Regions from separate parts of the Homo sapiens genome. Here region 1 is linked to region 2. The links are chromatin contacts, found by Hi-C or POLR2A ChIA-PET in ENCODE. All regions are on one chromosome and are shown on one strand. The core of a region is the stretch at or near the end of the contact, and the rest is flanking DNA. Distances in the headings are between cores, read along the strand shown. Region 1 holds the start of PCAT4 (prostate cancer associated transcript 4). Region 2 overlaps LOC107986294 (a long non-coding RNA gene).

Region 1 (5,858 bases), core at 2,954-5,453, 200 kb after region 2:
TCTATGACAAAAACAAATGGAGAAGATAAATTTAGAAGAAACTGTACTACACAGGCTTAGTGACAAATGGAGTTTACAGTCTTGGCAAGCAGCCTCCAAGGTTTTTCAGCGTTAGCTGGCATCCTACTTTGGAAATACCTTTCTTAGTTTCTCAGCAACAGTTCAGATATGACAAACAATTCTAGTGTCTCCTTTTTTGGCTTCAAATAAAATAGCATAAGCATATTTAAACATCCATCTTCTTCTGGCTTCTAAACTCTTTTTTCACATGAGCACTTAATTGATGGCTTTGTGCACCTTACTTGTGTCCCCCAAGGAGAGTATTCCAAACATCCCTGGACATGTAAAAGCTTCTTTTGTAAAGTGACGCAGAATTCCATACTTCTTCAATTTGTTTTTTATTATTTCATTGGTCAGAATGTGGGCAGCTTCTGCTGCAGATACAGTCTCCAGTAACTGCCCTTCTAATGGTGACTTGGCTGAGTTATGCTGTGATACAAAGACAGTTTCCAAATCTCTGCCAATCTTCCTTGTGTTTATATAATTGCAATAATAAAACATACCACAGAATTTATCTTAGACACACTCTAGTCTAATCCCCATCATATTTTTAATTCTTATTGCAATATCCTTAACAATAACACCCACTCTCTTCTTGAATACTGGGATCAAAATGGAGTTCTTTAGCAAAGAACATTGCTCCTGCTTTTAATCCTTAATTTCCAAGTTGGAAAAGTTATTGCTGAATTTCTGGTCTTTTGTGTTGGTTGTGGATGGGCAAGTAGAGATTTCTCCACTCTCCCAAGATATAAACAGATTAAAACTCCTGATTTCATTAGTCAAGGACACAAATAATTAATAGGAGCAAGTTAGAAACAGATATAACTTCTCTTGATGTGAATTTTCCTAGGCCTGTAGTTCCCTAAAAAGGCAGAAGCTAACACATTTCCAGAATAGGATAATGTCTGATATGAGAAAATAATCTAATTTGTGGTATGACAAGCCTTTCGTATTTGGGGTTTATCAACTGCTATAAGCAGAATTAGGAGTCCTCAGCCCCAAATATGTCCATGTCCTCATCCCCAGAACCTGTGACTATGTTAAGTATCCTGGCAAAGGAGCATTAGGGTTACAGTATCGGGGAACCTGCCCCAGTATTCATGTAGGTTCTTTTCTATTTTCCTTAAGTGTCGGCCAGCTTGAGAAATAAAGGGACAGAGTACAAAAGAGAGCAATTTTAAAGCTGGGCATCCAGGGGAGACATCACATGTTGGCAGGTTCCGTGATGCCCCACAAGCCGCAAAAACCAGCAAGTTTTTATTAGGGATTTTCAAAAGGGAGGGAGTGTGCGAATAGGTGTGGGTCACAGACATTAAGTACTTTACAAGGTAACAGAATATCACAAGGCAAGTGGAGGCAGGGCGAGGTCACAGGACCACAGGACCGAGGCAAAATTAAAATTGCTAATGAAGTTTCGGGCACCATTGTCATTGATAACATCTTATCAGGAGACAGGGTTTTGAGATCAACCGGTCTGACCAAAATTTATTAGGCAGGAATTTCCTCTTCCTAATAAGCCTGCGAGCTCTATGGGAGACTGAAGTCTATTTCATCTCTGCAGTCTCGACCATAAGAAACGGCCACGCCCAGGGGGCTGTTTATAAGCCTATACCTCCAGGTGCACATTCTCCTTCTCAGGGATGTTCCTTGCTGAGAAAAAGAATTCAGCAATGTTTCTCCCATTTGCTTTTGAAAGAAGAGAAATATGGCTCTGTTCTGCCCGGCTCACTGGCAGTCAGAGTTTAAGGTTATCTCTCTTATTCCCTGAACAATTGCTGTTATCCTGTTCTTTTTTCAAGGTGCTCAGTTTTCATATTGCTCAAACACACATGCTGTACAATTTGTGCAGTTAATGCAATTATTATAGGGTCCTGAGGCAACATACATCCTCCTCAGCTGACAGGATTAAGAGATTAAAGTAAAGACAGGCATAGGAAATCACAAGGGTATTGATTGGGGAAGTGGTAAGTGTCCATGAAATCTTTACAATTTATGTTTAGAGATTGCAGTAAAGACAGGCATAAGAAATTATAAAAGCATTAATTTGGGGAACTAATAAATGTCCATAAAATCTTCACAATCCACATTCTTCTGCCATGGCTTCAGCTGGTCCCTCCGTTTGGGGTCCCTGACTTCCCACAACATCTCTCCCTTTCTTTTTATATAAATGTGCCATGGCGATGAAGGCTTGTTCGTTCTCCCGATTTTGATGCAGGATTCTTTGACTGGTCTGGCACACTAAAAACAAGCCGATTAAACAGAGAAACATAATTCCAAAATGTACTACAGTGGAGCCCCCAGTAGACTTAATCCAAGTCATGGGGTTTAATCCATAAAGATTTTCTGCCATCTGATCTAACGCCTCAGCTCCAGGCACAATGGATAAGTGAGCTTGAGAGGCTTCAAAAATTTGTTTCTTTAATTTAGTTATGTCCAATGATAAATTATCTTCTCTACCCAGAAGATGTCCTTTGACCATTTCCCATGAATGATCAGTCTCATTATAGGAATATGGGGTGATGTAGAAATCTGAAGTATTCCAATCGCACTGCATTTGCATGAGATGCTCGAGACTCACTACCCGATCTCCAACCCAAATAACAGACTGTCTTAAATCATTAATTTGATTTGCCAATTTTTGATCGATGCCTTGTTGAGAATTCCACATTTGGGTGGAAATGGCTTGCCAATCATTAACAAAATGAGCTGTTTGAATGGATTGGTGTAATGCCATTCCGGCAGTGGTGGCCATTGCAGTGACTGTAATTAGGCCCATGATAACAGTGACTAAAGTGAAAACAAATCTCTTAGATCTTTTTAGAATTCGCTGTAGCACTTCCTTATTGAGGGGGAGGATTCCCAAGGTCTAGGTAAAGTTACCGGAATCCAGATTCCTTCTCGAGCTCGAACATTACATTTTTCCTGGAGTCAAAATGGGAGTTAATACAAGTGCATAGATGACAATTAATGCATTGGACAGTTTGATTATGTGTCCAAATTTTGATATTTCCTACTAACGGCATGTAAGGAGGCTTAACACAGCTCTGTATGGGAATAGTCAGGTTGGAGGTAAGTAAAGCAGAATGTCTGGGTCTACATTGATACTGAGTGGGATGGTAGTGGGAACAACAGTCAGAATAGTTTTCCCTTCCCACACTCACAGTCCAGACATGGCAATAGCCAATTTCCAAAGTTCTGGGTGTTCTGGGCTCAGAATGGGGAGTATCATATGAGGCCTGGGGTTGGGGGGTGTAATGCCTTTATCTACCCATTTTAAGGGAAAGAATGAGCTGATCCTCCTATGCAAAGTAGAATGATGATTCTCGTTCTCTTGATAAGAAATAAAATAAGTAGCCTCCAGGCATTCCCTTCCACCAGAGGAGCAATTGTTTTTTAAATAGCCCTTTGGTGCCCAGTCTATTACTAAACCATATGAGTCATTTTTTAATATTACTGCATGTGAGTTAACACAATCTTCCCAAATTAAAGTTTTAGATGGGCCCTCAAAATTTTTAGGGCACGGTTTTCCTGCAGGTTTATATGGAAAGTATGGGTATCTCCCATTACTCCTCCTTTCATTTGTTTTAAAGGAGAAAGGGAGAGGCCAGAGACCAAATGTCTCATTTTATCTGTAGCTGAACTTTCAGGAAGATAAGCAGCCCAGACTTGAGTTTCTAGATGTATACAACCAGGTGCATGTCCAAGGCACAGAGGGTGGTATTTATAACCCATAGTAACATTAAATGCAGTGTCTTATTCTCCTGGTTGGGCAGGGCAACAGTTATCTGTGGCTCCAGGCATCCACACACTATTGTTAGTGTAGATTTCTGCAGAAGCATCTATCCAGGTGAGAGGTTGAATAAGTGGAGGAAAAGGCACATAAGCCCAATAAGAATATTTATGTGTAGCAGGTAAATCAGTGTGAGAGGAAACTGGTGAGACAGAAAGTATAAGGAGGAGAATCATTAAATAAAACTTATTGTAAGTGAGATTCTGAAGAAGGAAGAGAAGAACAGTGTTAAGTATCCTGGCAAAGGAGCATTAGGGTTACAGATAGAATTGAAGTTGCTCGTCAGCTGATTGAAGATAAGGAGATTGGCCTGGATTATCCAGGTAGGCTCAATGTAATCAGGAAGGGCCTTTAAAGTGAGAGAGGGAGGCAGAAGAGGAAGTCAGAGCGATGTGCTGTGAAATCTACTACCGTTTGCTGGTTTTGAAAATGGAGAAAAAGAGTGAGGAACTGAGAAACATGGATGGCCTTGGGAACGTGGAAAAGGTAAGGAAACACTCTTTCCCCCAGAGTCTTGTAAGAGGAATGCACTCCTGAAACGTCTTGGTTTTAGTACAGTGACATGGTTTTAACCCATACTGGACTTCAGAACTATAAGTTAATAAATTTTTGTTATTTTAAGCCACCAAGGTTGTGGTTACCTATTATAGCAGCAAATAAAAAAACTAATCAACCTTCTGACTTGGGTTGGTTTTAGGCTCTGAAATGAGGATTCATGTGAAAGTGTTTTAGTAGGAAGTGTTCCCAGGAAAAATTGTTTAGGGAAGCAGGAAAATGGGATCAGGAAGGAAAAGATGCCAGGAATGGGTGTCAAGTCATGCTATGTTTCATGCAGGACTTGGATTCAATCCTATATGAAGCAACAATAATATATTTTACACTTAAAAATTTGATAAGAGGGTGGATCTCATGTTAAATGTTCTTACCACAATAAAATTTTAAAGAAAATCTTTTTAATCCCATAGGGGAACTCTGGAGAAAATGTGGGTTATTTGTCAGTTCTCCGAAGTCAAGTGGCAAGAGAGTTGAGTTATTCATCTCTGACCAGACATTGCTTATACACCACCCATAGTGGTGAGGTAGAGGAGTAAATTCCTAGGCAATTTTAGATCTCCATGCACGTAGAAAAATGGAATCTGAATGTTTGAAAGCATCCGTCTACCAAGAGACACAGGTGTTGGCTGTTAGGAATGAAAGCTGACTGGGAGCTTACACATATGACAACGGCAAAGAAACCCAATTAGAGATGGGTAGAGTACTAACAGTGTCTGCAACAGTTTCCTAATCTATGCACTTTTACTTAAATGAATGTTAACAGATTGCATTTTTTTATTGATTTTGTATCAAAGTCAGCATCTGCAATGCCACATACCATCCAGGGAAAGAAAGACTCAGTGCCCAAATGTTTCTGAAAAGTATCTTCACCTTCTCAGAGATCTGCACAATTCAAATAATCCACTTGTCAATAAGGAGTTTGAGTATTGCTGTGTTCCAGGAATAGTCTCTGAGAATCTAGTAAGATACTTCTCAGGTTTCAGTAGAAGTTGTGATAAGATTACAAAAATATAAAAAGTAATAAATTATCGTATTGAATGAAAACAATCCAATCTTTTGTCTGTCATTGCTCTGAAAGCATGACATTATGTAACTTCAGTGTTTAAGAATACCCTGACTATGCCCAGCTTCTCCTTATTAACTTTGTGAATGGATCCATCACATCAGAATCAGCTGCATCACTTTTCTAAGTCACCAGTTGTCTTCAATGGACATCATCTTTAAGATTATGTTCAAAACTGATTGTTTTCCCTTATAAATCTGCCTCTTTTCCCAACTTCTCTTCCTTTGTTAGTGGCATTACTATTATTCTGGCCTCTCAAGTTAAATTTATTAAACTTTTTCTTCTTGGTCCTTTTCCCATTTGCCCTGAAAATACTCACTGGTGGTGCTTGTGGCTGCAGCGTTTAACCTGTGATAATTTTGCCATGAAATATCTCGCTTTTATTATTTT
Region 2 (5,443 bases), core at 719-3,218:
TGCCTCAGGTTTTGCCAAATTAGTACATGTATGACCTGGTTATTGGTCTTTTGAAACTCGAAACTTCTTAACTGACTTAAAAGAATCTATCTACACAGAATAAGAGTAAGAGTTTGAGTAAGAGCTTGTTTCTTACTTCACACAAATATGCATGGTGAATCTTTCTAGAAAGAAATGACCAAATTCCAGAATTTCAGGATCAGTATAATACAATACTCAAATAAATGATGGATGGGTACAGTGTAAGTATCTATTTCTACTAACTATAAACTTTGAAGAGGCATAAAAATAAAATGTGGTAGGTTTATATAAAGAATATGTGTGAAAAAATATATGCTCAATAGCTGGTTTCCATATCTTAATTATTATGTCCAACATACTGCAAATTTTTAAATAATCATTTTCACCAAGTTCAAAGAACTCTCTCAAGTTCAACACTTTGGAAAGCACAAAAATATTTCCAGTCTTTCAATCATGAATTTCAGCCCTTGTACCCAATTTTTTAAGACAAAGACACAGTCAAAAGCTAACAAACTTCTACTAGTTCTTAAAATATGAAAAACACTCAACTCACCTAAGGGAATGGAGAAAGAAACTATTTTTATTATATACTGGGTGTCAGTAATTTTGCATGGTTCTCTCATTTTACCCATACAATACTCTTTCAAGGTTGACGTAATCATTTTAGGAATGAACTAAGTCAGAGTAACCTTGAAGTGAAGCTTTCCTTAACCTTTAACATTTTGTACCTCCAAAGCAAATGTAAAAAGCAATCTCTGTTGATGGGGTAGAATCAGGTGATCTCATGAATATGTTATTAGTTGGTGTCAGAAATAAAACTGTAAGAAGATGCCATACCGTTGCAATACTCCTTGCCTACCATTGAAAGACACTAGAATAATGAACAGAATACTCAGTGTTTGCAGGATGAATGTGTCTAAATGATTGCCCGTAACACTTGAAAAGGAACATGATCTTCTTGATCCGTCTATCCACAAACTAATAATTTCTCTCTCTCTCTCTTAACTTTTATCAAATAAATACTGTGAAACTGGTCTCTTAATCCACATTATTATTAATACTTTTAAAAATCCAAACAGAATTTTGTGATTCCTGATTTACAGATGAGGAAACTAAGCCCTGGAGATGTGAAGATAATTCCAGCAGTCAGTGGCAGAGTCACGATGTTCATCTACCTCAGCTGAAATAAAAATCTATGCCATTGCTTTTGTGCTATTTCTTCTCTAGATGGTTAACAATTGCTCAATCTGCAATCTGTGTTACACTTTCCACCCTATATTTTTACATTTCACCTCAAATAGACATCCCTGAAATTCCACCTGAAACATACTTTTCCTTTCTTATACTTGGCATGTCATGTCTGCTCTCCAGGTTGGTATCTGATGAAATCTCCCAGTTTTACTTTAATTGGCATTGGCAACATGCGGTCCCTGATAAAAAGCATATTTTCTTTCGAGATTACAATCATCAGTTGGGCTCATTTTTCTTGGCCCCTCCATCGAGCTGAACTTCTTTGGAAAAAGAAACAGCAGCTTGTGGGTTACTAAATGCCAGAGAGCTGAACTTAAAAAAAAAGAGAGAGGAAAAAAAATCACAAAGGAAAACAACTTAAAAATACATTTAGAAAGCCTGCGTGCATGCATGCGTGTGTGTATGTGTGTGTGCATGAGAACATAGACTTGCATTAATCACTCAGTTCACATATGATATATATGCAGAACTAGTGTGTGTATGCAAAACTCTTAAAGGGCATGATTTTTATCCATAGCCTATTTATTCCAAACATAGCTAAATGAGGAGGCCAAATATAGAAAGTGATGCTCCAGGGGCCCTACAGCCTATATAGAATTTAAACTCAAATGATTTGCAAAATCACTACTAAGACAGCTTGCTCATACTGTCAGCGTGCCAGCACCAGAAGCTTGTCGTGTATTTTTGTCTTGGCAGATGCACATTCTGTTATAAAGGTCTGTTCATCTGATGCCTTCCTTGTTTTCAGGTAATGCTCAGCGCCTTCTTGCAGAGGGAAGAGTGAGCCTGTGTCGCTTCTCCATGTCCTGGAGGAGACAGTCTGCACTCAGACTCTGACCATGTGCTGGTGTCCTGGCTTACCTCCATTAAGAGTTCATTTCTGCTCCATAAAACTACAGGTCACGAGTGCTCTCATTCCTTTCTTTTTATATTATTCAATTTTATTTCTGACATTTGCCAGGGCACAGGGAAATAAACCAGTGTTAGTTAATATCAACAATGACTCCGTTTCTTTAAAAATCACCTGAGGTTTGAGGAGGTTGTCTTTTTTTTCTTTTAGATTAAAACATGGTTTCCCAAAACTGATTAGCATAGTTTTTAAGCCACTCTGAAGTGTTTGTTAGGCTTCGCATGCTGGTCTCCATATGCCTCTTTTCAATTACATGTGCCGCCACAAGTATGGCTAAACGAAACGCTTCTTTAAAAACAGAAAGCAAACTGTTAGGCTTTGTGCAGTGTAACTAGTTAGCGTGCGACATCTCAAACTGCCCTGATTTCATCACCAAACTGCTAAATGTTCTGTTTGCAGAAATAGCCATTAAAATGTATCTTAAAATTAGATGCTCTGTCAGAATTAAAGGGGAGACAGGGGAACTGGAAGGGATTAAAATAACAGGAAATGGAGTTTAGACCTTGGTTGTCTTGGAGGCTATCTGTGGAAAACTTTTCATTTTTTGGTGGTAGCAAAAGTAATAATAATAATTCTGTTTATTGAACACTTCTTATGTGTCTGGATGATTGAAAAATCTTCAAGTTATGTCAATTAATTACCAATTATTAATCATTACAGCCACTCTATAAGGTAAGTACTATAATTATACATATTAGGAGACTGCAGCAGTGAGATTTAGTAATTTTCCTGAGGGCATGCAGGAAAGTGGTAGAGCTGAGACAAGACCAGGTACTATAGCTACAGGGTTTACATCTTATTTTGAGGTTAGTAGGAGGAACATGTGCTGGGATTGTATTAGGAAGCTCCTTGTTTATCCACACTTGTGTTGCTGTACACTGGGTTATATTACTAGATTATAAATGCTCTTGTATCACCCACTAAGATGCCTGCCATGTATCCGATTCTCAGAAGATGTTTGTGGAATGAATGAATAGATGAATGAATGATATCTTCCTTTTAGGAAAATGCTATAAGTAAACCAATTTGAGTGCAAAATGAGACATTATTTGGACAAAACAAACTAACGAACAAAAATCAACTTGTGGAAAAATCTACTCAGCTTCTCATTTACTCTTTTACTACAGTGAGAGGCCTTGTACCACATGGTGGGAAAACACACGTAATAATTCGACAGCCAACTGAAGCTCTAGTACTAAATCCAGGCTAGCCACAGACTCACCACTTGATTTTATTTGGTCACTTCAATTTGGGCTTCAGTATCCTTGTTTGCTTAATAAGGGCATTTATTTGGAAAGCAACCTCTCTTAATTCTGATGTCCTACGGTATTTTCAAACAACTGAAATTAGAACTCACTTTTTATAAAAAGTTTTTCCTGAGTGTCCATGGAGTGGATCTAATTTGTGTATTTATGACCATAGAAAGTGCTTCTTTCATCAATGCTAAAAAGGTACATGGTCTCTAAGACAGAAGGAAAGATAGCTTATTTTTTTAAAGTGAGAGAAGTTACTTAGAGAATAGTGAAAATTGAGTTTAGTAATGTTTAGTACATACTAGAAAAGCCTCAAAAACAGGTTTGCAAAAGTTATTAATTCCCACAACACAGTGGAATGCTTTGGAATTATCATCAAATTTATTTATTTTTCTTTTATACAATGGTTGTTTCTGAAAATTTGTATATTTAAATAATAATAAAATTAATGATATTTTAAAAATATTAGGGACATTGATTACTTTAATGTAAATAAATACTATTGAGAAGAATCTTTGGATAAATGCATTCTCAAACTTTAAGGTTCTGTTTAAGTGAATTTCTACTTAGCAAATAAAGTTGGGATCTGGAATAACACAAAATCTCCAGGTCCCATATCTATGGTAAACATGAGGAGCAGCTTGAATATGGTTTTATTTACTTCTAGAAAATAGATTTTGAGTTACAGGTATACCTGGTCACAGGAAATCCAGACACATGCAAAACCAGATTTATACATATGATAAATTATTTTAAGGGTTCTCTGAACATCAATGCCATCATCCATCAACATGAAGCTGCTTCTGCAAATGTGCACACATTTCCTGAAAGGATTTATAATCCAGCCAATACGGTACATTTTGAATGTGTTACAGAAAGGACAGATTTACAGGAGACAATCTGCCTTCATGATGATTGCATATTGTGGCATTTCTAGTCCATATGGATCAGTAAGACTTGGATAGCAGGCATTTGACCTTCAAAATCATGCAAATGTGAAACCAGACTTCTTCTCTTACAGCTGGGAACGTCAGTGGGACTTCTTCAGCTTATTTTGAAGGCAGTGATTAAAGCACAATTTGACTTCTAAAAATTATTGAGATCTTATTTTAATGCTTCTTTCCCCCTATGGAGAATGATTTCGTCTTTTGCTTCCCTCATCCCCATTCCCTCTGGCTAACCTTCACTCATTAGCACCCAGAACTCAAATACTGATCATTTAAGAGAGAACTTGCCAACTCAGAGCCATGGGCTAACTATAAACAAGACTTTAAACCTTTTTGCTAATGCCATAGTTAATCTCAAGTAATAACTTCTGAAAACCTTTGAAAAGGTCTGAGAATGGCTTTCTGTCAGGGGCCTAAGGAAACTGTACATTTTCTCACCGTGAAACCTTGATCATGCCAGATATAATCAGACTGTTTATCTGGCAATGTTAATTTTCTGAGTTTACAGTGTAACAATTCGCCAAGATTATTGGAACAGAATCAGAAGAAGTTATATTTGTTAATCGGCCAATTTTCTTTTTTTGCATTTAAAAATTCAGTGCAAAATGGTATCACATTTTCTAGAGTACTGACGAGACTATGCCTGAATAAATGCATTTGCCAAAGCGAAAGTAATATTAAAAAAAACCCTCGAGATTGAGAGAAACAATTTCAACAGTTTCCCTCTTTGTGATTTAAGGCTTTGAGAACCCTGTAGGGAGAGGCAGACTGGAAGAAACCATAGGCATCCTTGTGACCACATTCTGCCAAGCTAAAGACAACAAGCAAAACCCAATTATAAAGAGGAAAAAAAAGAGATCTGGGCAAAATCTCTGCTTATGAAGAGGCAAACTGGAATTTTTCCCTTCTATTATAGCATCTACAACCAGCTCAGTTACTCCAAAATCTTCTATAAAACAATGGCTTATAAGGTTCTGGTCTAGACAGGCTTTGGGCTTTTTGCTATAACCTTTAATGAATTTATTTGTTTGCTATTTTGTTCATTTCTCCTTCAAAATTGT

What was found. A loop is a pair of places that touch in the nucleus more often than their neighbours do. ChIA-PET counts read pairs that join two places held with the same protein, here RNA polymerase II (POLR2A).
Region 1: a loop to region 2 is called in a map of sigmoid colon, with 2.0 times the contacts of the local background. The contact joins the promoter of PCAT4 here to the enhancer-like site in region 2. A Hi-C loop is called at or near these places in 1 of 168 maps with a recorded cell type or tissue (sigmoid colon). POLR2A ChIA-PET finds 5 or more read pairs at or near these places in 1 of 52 experiments (activated naive CD4-positive, alpha-beta T cell).

Annotation. Positions count from the first base shown.
Region 1 is chr4:79,823,268-79,829,125 of GRCh38, forward strand. It overlaps PCAT4 (prostate cancer associated transcript 4), which reads left to right and starts at 4,204. Exons shown (of 2, transcript NR_026555.1): 1 at 4,204-4,336.
Region 2 is chr4:79,621,208-79,626,650 of GRCh38, forward strand. It overlaps LOC107986294 (a long non-coding RNA gene), which reads left to right. Exons shown (of 7, transcript XR_007058155.1): 7 at 2,021-2,269. Among named protein-coding and RNA genes, the nearest start is that of LINC02469, 40 kb to the right of the region's middle. Within about 2 kb of position 1,969, at least 2 of the 41 ENCODE cell types and tissues checked have a DNase peak (open chromatin) inside an H3K27ac peak, as active enhancers do.